Linked DNA regions of Homo sapiens: regions 1, 2 and 3 are each linked to region 4. The links are chromatin contacts, found by Hi-C or POLR2A ChIA-PET in ENCODE. All regions are on one chromosome and are shown on one strand. The core of a region is the stretch at or near the end of the contact, and the rest is flanking DNA. Distances in the headings are between cores, read along the strand shown.

Region 1 (2,700 bases), core at 26-2,525, 2.3 Mb after region 4:
TCCCCTCTCTCCCTAAGCCTCTCATCCTCCTCCTCAGGGGCTGGCAAGCTCGGCTGCTGCAATCTTCTGCCTCCTATGGGAGTACCCCCAAATCCTTGCCTCACCTGGTCCATTCCCTCAGGTGATCCCATGCCAGGGCCCCAGCCCTCTGACAACTTCCAACTACCTCCATTCTATATGACTGAACCCTAAATTAACAGTTCCCTCAAATTGAGAGAGCATCCCTAAATGCAGCCACCACGAGATGCTTGTTCTAGAGTCTGAAGGCCCACCCCTTCCCTGCCAGCTGACACCCCCAGATCAGTCAGGCACTCACAACCAATAACCTTTACCCCATGCCAGGAGCCCCCCAAAACTGGACAAGGCCCTTGGAAGCCAGCTTTTCCCTGGGGAGGAAAGAGGAACCCCCCAACATAGCCCACCTTCCCACATACACCAGCAGGACTCCCTTATGAGCCAGGCTTCTCCTTAAATAAGTCTCCCTCAAACAGCGCTGATGAACCCCCAAACCCGCCAGGCCCCCCGAACCATGGAATATCCTAAATTTTCCATATCCCTACAGGTACAAAGGGATCACTCCAGGGGGCACCTGTGGCCAAATCCTGCATTTTCTCAGATGTGAACCCCAAAACTAAATTAAGACCCCCAAATACATCTTACTTCTGATGCTGCCACTCCAGGGGCGCCAGTCCCAGATAAGGCCTACTAACCCCTCCCCACAAACTCATACCCTCCCCCCAGTTTATAGCCCCCCCATCATGCTTACCTTGGTTGTCACTATACAGAGACAGTCCATGTTGGGGGGCCTGGCCGCGGCGGCGGGTAAGGGGCTCTGACTTCATCGGAGTTTCGTTCCTCCCCTCCGTGGGTTCTCACCCCTCCCCCCTCCGCACCCCACTTTTGCAGGGGGGGCCAGGATGGGGGGAGGGGTGAGAGGGGAAGGAGGGGGTTGGAGAAGGGAAGGGGAGGGGAGCGTGGGAGGGAGGGGAAGGGGGCCCTAAAAGGGGCTCCCCAGTGGAGGGGAGGGGGCTTGGGGAGCACACCCCGATTCTCAGGAGGGGCGGGGGCACCGGGGGCTGGCAGCCCCGGAGTTCGGGGGCTGGGGCATGAGCTGGGGTGGGGGAGGGGAACTGGATTTCGGGGAGCCCCGGGGTAGGGGGGGGTCTTGCCAAACGGCCAGGGGCTAGGGGCCGTGGCGGGGGAGTGGGGTGGGGGGGTTGGAAACGGCAGCGGCCGAGGGAGCCGTGGAGCCGAAGAGGGAAGGGGAGAGAGGAGGAGAGAGGAAGCAGGGGGAGGGAGGGAGGGAGCTAGGAGCCAGAATGGGGGGGGTGCCTTGGCAGAGTTAACTCCTTCTGTGCTGGCAGGAACCCGGATAATGGGAAAGGAGATAGAAGCAGAAGCACAGAGGCCCCTGAGGCAAACATGGAGACCTGGCCAGCCACCAGCGATGACAGCAAAGACGATGAGGCTGGATTTCATTTCTTAGAGAAGGAAGCATCTATAGTTGGGCTGGGAGCACCCACGGTTATTTGAATACGGGAGGGAGGCCTCTCGGCAGGCGGTAGGGGGTCGGGTGTGAGGGAGGAGCTGAAGGAGGCAATCCCTGGGGGCCTAGTTCTCCCTCAGGTTTCTCAGGGGGAAACCTAAAAAGTTAAGCCCTAGACTCTTTAGTGCCTGAAACTGGGGCAGCCAAAGAAAACGAGGAAGAAAGGGAGAGTGGGTACAGGACCACAGAGAGTGCATTCTCGGTGCCCCAAGTCCCTGGGCCACTGACTCAGGCTTTTGTCAGCAGGGCCCCCAAGATTCCAGGTAATATTAGTGATATTTGGCTCACCCCTCCAGCCCTGCCTGCCCCTCAGGAAGTTAGGCGCTCGCCCCCACCTCCTTACCTGACTCTCTGAGAGGGAAGCCTCATAATAGTCCAGGATGTCTGTCACAGGAACAGAACTGAGTTACCTCCCCACCCCAGGCCTCTCCAGGCACATCACCCCTGTCATCACCGCTGCTGGCTGGCTGGCAAGGGAGGAGCCCTTTCAGCCAAGGCTGGTCCACACTCATGGAGGACACCATAGGCAGGACCCTGCATGGTGCTCCAGCTTGGACCAAATGATCTCTGGGCTCCCAAACAGCCCCCGAAGTTCAGTAATGGCCCTTGGAGGCCCAGGTCCCTCAGAAAACGGGCTACTCACCCAGCAAGGCCTGGAAGAGGTCGCTATGCAGCACTGTGAGGAGTGGGGGTGCCCACCGCAGCAGTGGGGGTGCCAGGAGCCAGAGGGCTGACCTGGGAGCTAGTGAGATGCAAGGAGAATTGGGACAGGGAAGATGCCAACACAGGAAGATGAACACACTGTCACTTCATCTCCCCAGACTGTGCCCTTCACCCCAGCCCCTACGGAAAGATTTGGGGAGAAGGATCTCCGAGCCCCAGCCCCCCACTTCGCTCCCAGACCTCCCCTCCACAAGGAGCCCTGTTTTTCACCTCTTGGTCTCTGGGACATCTCTCTCTTCTCTCACTTTAATCTCCCTAATCCTCCAGGATTGGAGTTGAGCTGCTTCTCCCCACTAAATTCCAGCTGTGAGTAAAGTAGGCCGTCTCTGAGCCGACCAGCTGTCCCATTCCCCCAGGTCCCAAGGCACCAGCACCGCCACCATCTTGCTCCACACACCCTGGCCCCCTCTTCCCATAGGCAGGCAGAACCT
Region 2 (2,700 bases), core at 123-2,622, 2.3 Mb after region 4:
CCATAAACACAAAAGGGCTTTCTCTGCATTATTTACACGCCAATCTAGTCCAAGATAGCCCTGAATGTCCCAAATTACCCTAGGATAGCCCAATCTATTCTAGCACAGCCTACAATGCCCCCACACGCAGCTGTCTGCACCAGTCTAGATTGGAACATCCCAATACGGCTGCCTGTGCTAGCACAGGCCCCAACAGCCTTGTCTGCCCCTATACCGAGTGCTCCAATAAAACCAAGTCTTGCCCCAAGAGAAACCAGGATTAACCAATACAACCCAGTAGAGTCCATAATGGCCCAAGTGTTTTTTGTTTTTTTTCTGAGACGGAGTCTCGCACTGTCGCCCAGGCTGGAGTGCAGTGGCGCGATCTCGGCTCACTGCAACCTCCGCCTCCCAGGTTCAAGAGATTCTCCCTGCTTCAGCCACCCAAGTAGCTGGGACTACAGGCGCGTGCCCCCACGCCCGGCTAATTTTTTGTATTTTTAGTTAGTAGAGATGGGGTTTCACCGTGTTAGCCAGGATGGCCTCGATCTCCTGACCTCGTGATCCGCCCGCCTCAGCCTCCCAAAGTGCTGGGATTACAGGCGTTACAGGACTCCTGAGAACGTACTAAACAACCAGACAATGGATCAATTTACTCAGTACAGACTAGAATACTCCAACATAAACCAGTATGCCCCCACCTATTCCAGTAAAGCCTAATCTTGTCTAATCTGGTTTAGGATATCCTAGTCTGTCCGTGTGCCTCAATCTATCCAAGCATAACCTTGTCCATCCTGGGATAGTCAACCTACCTCAGCATAGTACAATCTGCTCCACCATAGGCCAGAAAATCCCAGTGTGGCCCAAAGTAGACGTGTGCCCCTCCATGTCGCCCAATCCACTCTAGCAAAGCCCCCGCCGGTCCTATCTAGGCCTTGCGCTCACCCGAAATCCTGATCCATAGACTTGAAAAAGTACTTGGCGCCCGCGGGCCGCTGCAGGACGCTCTTGAAATCGCCGAGGGTGATGCGCTCGGCGGGGACAGGGATCTTCACCAGGTAGGGAGTCTCTTCCTCATCCAGGTGGTAAATCACCTTCGTCTCCCCAACCCCACCGCCCCCAGTGCTGCTACCCGCCATGGTCTCGCCCGCGCGCTCCCGGGCTCCACCGCCCACCCAAAGGGCTAATGGCCCCTGCCGCGCCTGCGCACACCCGCAAACCGACGCGCGAGCGCGGACAGGACTGACCCAGTACGGGAGAGAAGCAAAGGGGAAAAAGCACGGATCTGCGAGGGTGGCGGCGGGGGGCGGGCCGCGGGGTGCGACTCAAAGCCCCGGTCTCAGCGGCCGCCGCGCGCCACCGCCACCGACGCCGCGAGCTTCCTCCAGGTACCCGCCCACCTCTCCTCATGTCACGTGACTTAAAGGCAGCCACCCCGCGCTCCTCAGCCGCCCTCCGTCACGTGATCCCCTCCCAATCACGTGACCGTCTGACTCCGCCTAGTGCCCCCGCCACATGATCGCTGCCTTCAGCAACGGTCTCCCAGCCCCCAAACGTGTACCCCAGCCGAGGTCCTCTGAGCACCCAGGCTAAGCTGGCCTGTGCCTTCAGGAAACGGACCATCGGCTCCCACCCCGCTTTACCCCACCCACGATGGAGCACGAAGCAACTCTGACCCGCAGGAGTGTGCGTGCAGGGAGTGAAGGTGGGGACTGTGGGGGTTCCTAGACTCGAGTGGGGAGGGCCAAATACAATGAAAGCTCTAAGGTGGCTTACTTGTCTTGGGGTGGGAAAGGCCCAGTGCTGTGATATCTTCAGATTGGACTTTGAGACGTGGGTTTCAGCCCCACCTCCAGCTAGTCTTCAGCCACCAAAGCCTCCCTCCCGAGCAGGACAGTGAGGGCTATAAACACAAAAGAGCCCACTCTGCTTTATTTACAACACGCAGGCTGTCTGTACAAACAGCGGCCGATATTATTAAAAACAAAAGAGGTGAGTGAGAATCGTCACCTTTCTGCTTTCCTTCCTCACTTGGCCAGGCTCTAGTACTCCACCTTTGAGCTGCCATGCCCAATAGGGGAAGTCCAAAATTAAAAATACAACCGGTGTAGAAGAAAATAAATGGGGAGTGAAATAGAAGAAAAGATGAGGGAGGGGAGTGCTAATATTTACACTAGAGTTTTATAGACAACTGTCCCATTCCATCCCAATTCCAATCCTGACCCAGAAAGTGATGGTGGCAGGTCCAAGAGACAGAGATTATGTGTCGGGACACAGACAGCCTCCCATCCCCAACCGTAATGGATTCAATTTCAAGTCCACAGAGTGGGGAGGAAGGATAGGGTGGGAAAGTGAGACACTCATTTTCAAACAAGTCTCCCTTGAGAATTCCTGCCTTGAAGTGCAGACAGTATCCAAGCTCCAGGGGATAGGCTGAGGACCCTGAGGCTCAGTTCCCAAATCATGTTGTCATTTGGAAGTTCCAGGCTAAAGTTGGTGCCATCAGGGCTCTCCAGATTTGGGAGGCCCCCCTAACCGCCGGGCCTCTGGCCTCAGTTCCTTGCATTTCTGGCAATAAAAGAAGTCGGGGACGTTGGTCTTCTTAATCTTAGCACAGGAGAGGTGGATCCACGTCCCACACAGGCTGCACTCAATCATGGGCCGCCCTGCAAAGGGCTTTCGACAGTAACATGTGATCAGATCCCATGAGTCATCACCTGG
Region 3 (2,700 bases), core at 98-2,597, 2.4 Mb after region 4:
GAGACGGGGGTTTCACTACGTTGGCCAGGCTGGTCTTGAACTCCTGACCTTGTGATCCGCCCGCCTCGGCCTCCCAAAGTGCTGGGATTACAGGCGTGAGCCACCGCTCCCGGCCTACCACTATTTTATTTTATTTATGTATTATTTATTTATGTTTTTGAGACTTGAGTTTCGCTCTTGTTACCCAGGCTGGAGTGCAATGGCGCAATCTCGGCTCACGGCAACCTCCACAGGAGAAGCGATTCTCCTGTCCCAGCCTCCCGAGTAGCTGGGATTACAGGCATGCGCCGCCACGCCCGGCTAATTTTGTATTTTTAGTAGAGACGGGGTTTCTCCATGTTGGTCAGGCTGGTCTCGAACTCCCGACCTCAGGTGATCCGCCCGCCTCGGCCTCCCAGAGTGCTGAGATTACAGGTGTCAGCCACCGCGCCCGGCCCACCACTCATTTTTATAGACAATTTTTTCTAAGGGACCTCGTAGACAATACTTTGGGGAACCGCAGAGCACAGTTGGGGAAAACACAGTAATACCATCTAAGTTTCTTTACTGAGGACCTCAGAGCCGAATGGCCTCTATGGATGCCATAGAGACCAATACGGACTGAGGGTTTAAAGAAGATGGTGTCCGCCGCAGGACCGCTCTATCTTCTCGGGTGAACTCTATGGCAGAGCATAGGCATTCGATTTAGAGAAGTGAAGCCGAGATGGGTGGGAACCCGACCACACTAGCGCGCTAGAAGAGTGGGGCGGAAAGACATCTCCCGCGCATGTGTGGAACTGGGGGGACTGATTCCAAGACAAGGCGCCCACCCCACAGAGCAAGTTTTCTGAAACGTGTGAGTCGTTTAAGTCCAGTTAAAGCCGAGGTGGGGCGTATCCTGAGACGCATGCGTTCTAGACGAGACAAGTGATCTAGCGGCGTGGTCTTTTCAACGCCTGGCGTACTGACGGCGTCTGAGGTGGAAGGGGTTGTTTAGGATTCCGAACACGCATGCGTTCTGAGACCCAGGCGTTTCCTTTAGAGGGTGTGGAGTGCAGGGCTCCTTATTGCGCAGGCGCAAGGACTGCCCGGTAGGACGAGCGGTCTATCAAGGGGAGGGAAGATGAGGTTGAAGAGATTAAAAAACCGGGTGCGCCTGCGCGTTGCAGATTAGTTGAAAACGCTCAGGGTTTGTGAGGGGCGGGGTCACGTATGCGCGTCATTGGACGGGTCGGTGGGAGGGAGGGTGGAGATGGGTAGGGTGTGTGCGCTTGCGCAGTGCGGGGGTGGAGGGCGGAGGAGATAGATAGCACGCTTGCGCGGCTGTCATAGGGCTGCTTGGTTGGTCAGTGGGGAGTCGGCGCCTGCGTACTAAGACCCGTGTGCAGCAGCGGCGGCGGCGGTAGAGGCGGCGGCGGCGGCGGCAGCGGGCTCGGAGGCAGCGGTTGGGCTCGCGGCGAGCGGACGGGGTCGAGTCAGTGCGTTCGCGCGAGGTGAGAGCGGGCAGGGCGCGTGTGCGCGGTACCTTGGCTTGGGCCCGGGAGAAGATGGAACTGCGCGGGGGTCGGGGAGGGGGCAGAGGGGAGCGGCGGCCGCCGCCGCACGGGTTCGGCCAGAGAGCGGCGCGAGGTGAGGAGAGGCGCGGGCGCGCGCCCCGGTTGGCGCGCGGGGTGACGGTTGGGGTTGGCCCGGTGACGTTGGAGCGACGCAGGGCGGGGGACGGCGAGCCGCGAGGCAGCCACGCGGGAGAGGCCGCCAGGCGGCCACGCCGGGGCGAGGGCCAGGGGCCAGATCGGCCCACCGGGGCAAGGGTACCTGGGCCGTTGAGGACCCGGCTCAGCGCGGCCACGTGAGGTGGGGGAGGGGGCTATTCGGTGAGAGGGCATGATGGGGGGGGTTGGCGGACGGCCGGGGGGAGGGGAGGCGGCGTGGCTCCGGCCTGGCGCAGTCTCTGAGGAGGGGGCGGCCGCGGCACCGGAAGTGCCCCCCACGGGAGGCTGCCCTCGGGGTCGCAGGCCGCATGGCCAAGCGTGGACCGGGGCCGCATGGCAGCGCGGGGACCCCTCCCCCCAGGTCCCGGCCACCGGAAGCCCGGAACGGCCACATGGTCGGCAGGAGCCGGCAGCCCCTAGCGCGGGGAGCTAGTCCTCGCGGGGGTTCCGAGGGGGCCTGAGATTTTGAGGAGTGGAAGCCGGAGGCTCGGGTCCTAATCACCCCGGAGGGCCTGCTGCAGGCATATGTTAGCGCTTCCCAACCTCAAGGGCCCCAGGAGCTTTCCTGAAAAACCCTCCTGTGAAGTGTGGCGGTCAGCCAGGTGTAAGTGGCACCCCTTCGAGCTGGGAGGCCGGAGAAATGGGGAAACAGGGCGTTTGGACAGGAGCCCAACTTTTCTGTCGGCCTGGGTGGACAGCGCCTAAAAGCCTCAGGCAGATGAGTTTCCCACCGTGATAGGCGTTCTTCACCTTGTCACTGTCTTCCTGTTGTAACTGGTTTGGGAGTTCCACGGTTTCGAAGTCCTTAACTCTACTAGCCTAGTATGATTTTCTACTACTCACTACTACCAACCTTTTGCTTTCATTTTATTGTCATTCACCACCCCCCACCTCTCCCACTTTCTACTGACTGTACTGGCCCGGCCTGAAAAGCCGACAGGACAGATGCATCCTGGGAAAAGTGGGAGGGCCTTCCAGGAGAGGCTGGGTTCCTGGGTTCTCTTTGGGA
Region 4 (2,700 bases), core at 162-2,661:
GGGAGTCAGTGAGGTAAGTGAGGAGCCTTTGGATGCTCAGAACTCTCCTTCAGGAAAAGCAGAAGCGGAGAGGGGAAGGGAGGGGGGCGGGCGAGGCAAGAGAAGCAACTTTGCCCTTATTTGGTCAAAGGTTCTGCAGGAGCTGTTAGGGCCCGGACGCCTGGGTCTCCAAGTAACCTAGAGTTTAGCTCCAGGTATCTCTGCTCTGAGATGAGGAAGCAGACCCCTGGGGGCTTTCCGGGAAAGTTGGAAAACTTTTGAAGGTGGACAGGGGCCAGACCCGGCAGGCCAGCTCTCGGGTCTAGGTACCCCGGGAACCTTTCCCCCCTCCCCCTTTCACCCCAAGCCCCCACATCCGGTCCCCTCCCGCCCGGAAACCCCCTTCCCCCCCCTTTTGAACTTCCGCTCCCCCTCCCCACTTCCGGGCAGTGTGGACAGGGAGATGGTGGTGGGAGCAGCGGTAGTAAACCAATATACTTTCGCTTATGCTGTCTCAGAACTTCTCACAAAGTTCCCCTGCTCCAGGCCCCGCCGGATGGCGGGAAGGGAGGGCGAGGGGACTTCCGGGATTGGCCTCGCAGGAATGTTGAATCCAACGTGCTGAGCTGGGGGGGCGTGTGGTGGCCTCGCCCTCTCTAACGGAGTTAGGAGGGGCCAGAAGCCCACAGAGGGTGGGCAAGGGACCAAGACCACGCGCCTGGGGCTCCCTTCCGCACCAGGAGAAACAATGGTAGAGGGACGCGGGCTGGCAGCCGGACGGGGAGCTGGGGGTCCAAGGATCCCCGGGTCCCCTCTCAATCCCAATCCCCAGTAAAAACTGAGGCGCGTCCCCGCCCCGCCCTGGGAGAGGCGGAAGTGGGCCGCCGCACCGGGCGCCGCGCCCCTCCCCGCCCTGTGCCCCGGATGTAACGCCCCGTCGCGGAAAGCGGGGTAGCGGGCGGGATGGGCGCCGCCGCCTGGGGCATAGGACCTACGGGCAACTGAGGGACCCACTCACGTGCAGCCGCCATTCGCGCCGCTTCCAGGGCAAGCACCCAGTCAGGGCCTCTCGCTGCGCGCCCTAGACCGCGCCCGCCCCCACCCAAGTCCCTCCCTCAGGGTCCAAACCGGAGCAGTGCCCCGGACCGCGCAGGCCTCGCAGTACCGTGATGTTGACGAACGTTTTCCCGGGGACGGCGGCCCAGACGGAGGGCGAGTCCTTGTAGCCCACGATGGCCGCGTCCTGACAGGTCCCGTCCGCCATGAGGTTGTCGATGTAGGCGTTCCACCCGGCCATGGCGCTGCTACTGGGGCTGCTCTCGGCGCTGCTGCTGGGGCCGCGGACTGGGCTCGAGCTGCCTCGGCTGGCGGGCGGGGGGAGGCGGAGAGCTCGGGGCACGCGCTGCCGTCCGGACCGCGGCTCCGCTCGCTGTGCAGCAGCCCTCGCACCGCCACTTCCTGCTCCTCCCCCCCCCCGCCCCGCTAGATTTTTATTTGCAAAGGACGGTAGGGGCGGGGCCTACTCCCCATTCCCTCCCTCCCCCACTCGCCAGCCCAGACACCGAACTTTGCAAATGCAATTTTAAAAATCCCTCCCCCTATTGCAAAATTTGCAGAGTTCGATGGAAAGCAATGCAGAAGGATGGGGGGTGGCGGGAGAGAGGTGAAGGGTAGGGTTTGCTCCAATTTGCACTGAATATAAACCAGACTTTGGTATCGGGGCAGGGAGTGAGCCAGAAGAAGGAAGGAAGGAGAAAGCAGGAGGAATTAGCAAGCTGCAAATTTAGCAAATTAAGGAGAGTTCGGGGAGCCCAGGGTTAAACGGGATGACTCCTCCTTCCCCCACCTCCGCCGAAGGGAAGGACCGGCGGGCGGCGGCGCGTGTGCCCGCGCCTGCGCCTGCGCCGGGGCCGGGAGTGCATGGGGCGGTCGGGGCCGGAGCCGGCTGCACGGGAGCGCGCCCGGCCCGACCCGTGTGGACCCTGCGGGAAAGGAAGGCGGGCTGGGGACGTGTCTCCCGCCTGGCGGAAGGGGCGGGGGCGAAGCCGTGCGCGCTGCCGCCTCACCACCCTTGATTTTACTTATTCAAGTAATAAGAAAGCAAAGAAGAGTTTGGCCAAATCCTCTAGTCGCTCTCATAGCTGAAGGCACCCACCGGGGCCACTTCTGTCCCCAGCGTCTTCTCGGGTCGTGCAGGTTGGGTTCACCAGGGCCCATTCTCAGTCTAGAGGATTGTCCCTTCTCTGGATCGGCTCTAGCCCAGGGCCTCACCCCACATCCCAGCCCCGCCCGCCCCAGGCAGGCAATGTCTGGATCACCGGCCGTGCCCCTTGGCCTGTGTCTGCAGAGGTCACAGAGCGCGGACACCCGCGGGGCTTAACAGGCGGGGCTATTTTTCGAGGCGGAAGAATACTCAAGTTGCAAGAGTGGCAACTTTTTCAAGAAGGGGAAAGTCCCACTTCGGGCCCTTTGGGTTTCTTCGCAGTCAGATGTGCGCTCACAGCCACCTGGGGAGGGCGGGACGGGCGGGACGGCCGTGCGGCGGCCGCGGTGAAACCGCCTCCTCCGACCCGCCGCCGAGGGCTGGGCGGCTTCCGGAGCCTGGGCTAGGGGCAAGGGGTCACCGAGCGCGGCCCGGGCGGAAAGGGGGTTGGTTTTCTCTCTCCTCCCGAGCGCGGCGCGCATCCCTGGCGTCCACGCCGAATCCCACAGTCCCCGACG

What was found. Hi-C counts contacts between places; a loop is a spot of excess contacts on that map. ChIA-PET counts read pairs that join two places held with the same protein, here RNA polymerase II (POLR2A). Pooled maps may share reads with other maps.
Region 1: a loop to region 4 is called in a map of sigmoid colon, with 7 times the contacts of the local background. The contact joins the promoter of DLG4 here to the promoter of PFN1 in region 4. A Hi-C loop is called at or near these places in 1 of 168 maps with a recorded cell type or tissue (sigmoid colon), 2 of 37 single-sample maps with no recorded cell type and 13 of 50 pooled maps. POLR2A ChIA-PET finds 5 or more read pairs at or near these places in 1 of 52 experiments (A549).
Region 2: a loop to region 4 is called in a map of naive thymus-derived CD4-positive, alpha-beta T cell, with 15 times the contacts of the local background. The contact joins the promoter of DVL2 here to the promoter of PFN1 in region 4. A Hi-C loop is called at or near these places in 3 of 168 maps with a recorded cell type or tissue (chondrocyte and naive thymus-derived CD4-positive, alpha-beta T cell), 9 of 37 single-sample maps with no recorded cell type and 18 of 50 pooled maps. POLR2A ChIA-PET finds 5 or more read pairs at or near these places in 3 of 52 experiments (GM10248, activated naive CD4-positive, alpha-beta T cell and naive thymus-derived CD8-positive, alpha-beta T cell).
Region 3: a loop to region 4 is called in a pooled map, with 15 times the contacts of the local background. The contact joins the promoter of EIF5A here to the promoter of PFN1 in region 4. A Hi-C loop is called at or near these places in 3 of 37 single-sample maps with no recorded cell type and 9 of 50 pooled maps. POLR2A ChIA-PET finds 5 or more read pairs at or near these places in 1 of 52 experiments (H1).

The regions. Positions count from the first base shown.
Region 1 is chr17:7,216,352-7,219,051 of GRCh38, forward strand. It overlaps DLG4 (discs large MAGUK scaffold protein 4), which reads right to left and starts at 1,276. Exons shown (of 20, transcript NM_001321075.3): 1 at 767-1,276. The coding sequence starts at 796. It also overlaps a transcript of ACADVL not described here.
Region 2 is chr17:7,233,145-7,235,844 of GRCh38, forward strand. DVL2 (dishevelled segment polarity protein 2) reads right to left here and starts at 1,373. Exons shown (of 15, transcript NM_004422.3): 1 at 925-1,373. The coding sequence starts at 1,118. It overlaps PHF23 (PHD finger protein 23), which reads right to left. Exons shown (of 5, transcript NM_024297.3): 5 at 1,894-2,696. The coding sequence ends at 2,482. RefSeq lists a silencer at 1,111-1,410 and an enhancer at 1,521-1,570.
Region 3 is chr17:7,306,281-7,308,980 of GRCh38, forward strand. It overlaps EIF5A (eukaryotic translation initiation factor 5A), which reads left to right and starts at 1,348. Exons shown (of 6, transcript NM_001970.5): 1 at 1,348-1,472. RefSeq lists enhancers at 1-473, 345-644, 474-1,284, 2,515-2,700 and silencers at 1,195-1,304, 1,665-1,834, 1,925-2,044.
Region 4 is chr17:4,947,119-4,949,818 of GRCh38, forward strand. PFN1 (profilin 1) reads right to left here and starts at 1,412. Exons shown (of 3, transcript NM_005022.4): 1 at 1,145-1,412. The coding sequence starts at 1,276. It also overlaps a transcript of ENO3 not described here. RefSeq lists silencers at 682-911, 942-1,011, 1,282-1,621, 1,752-2,001, 2,462-2,700 and an enhancer at 2,202-2,371.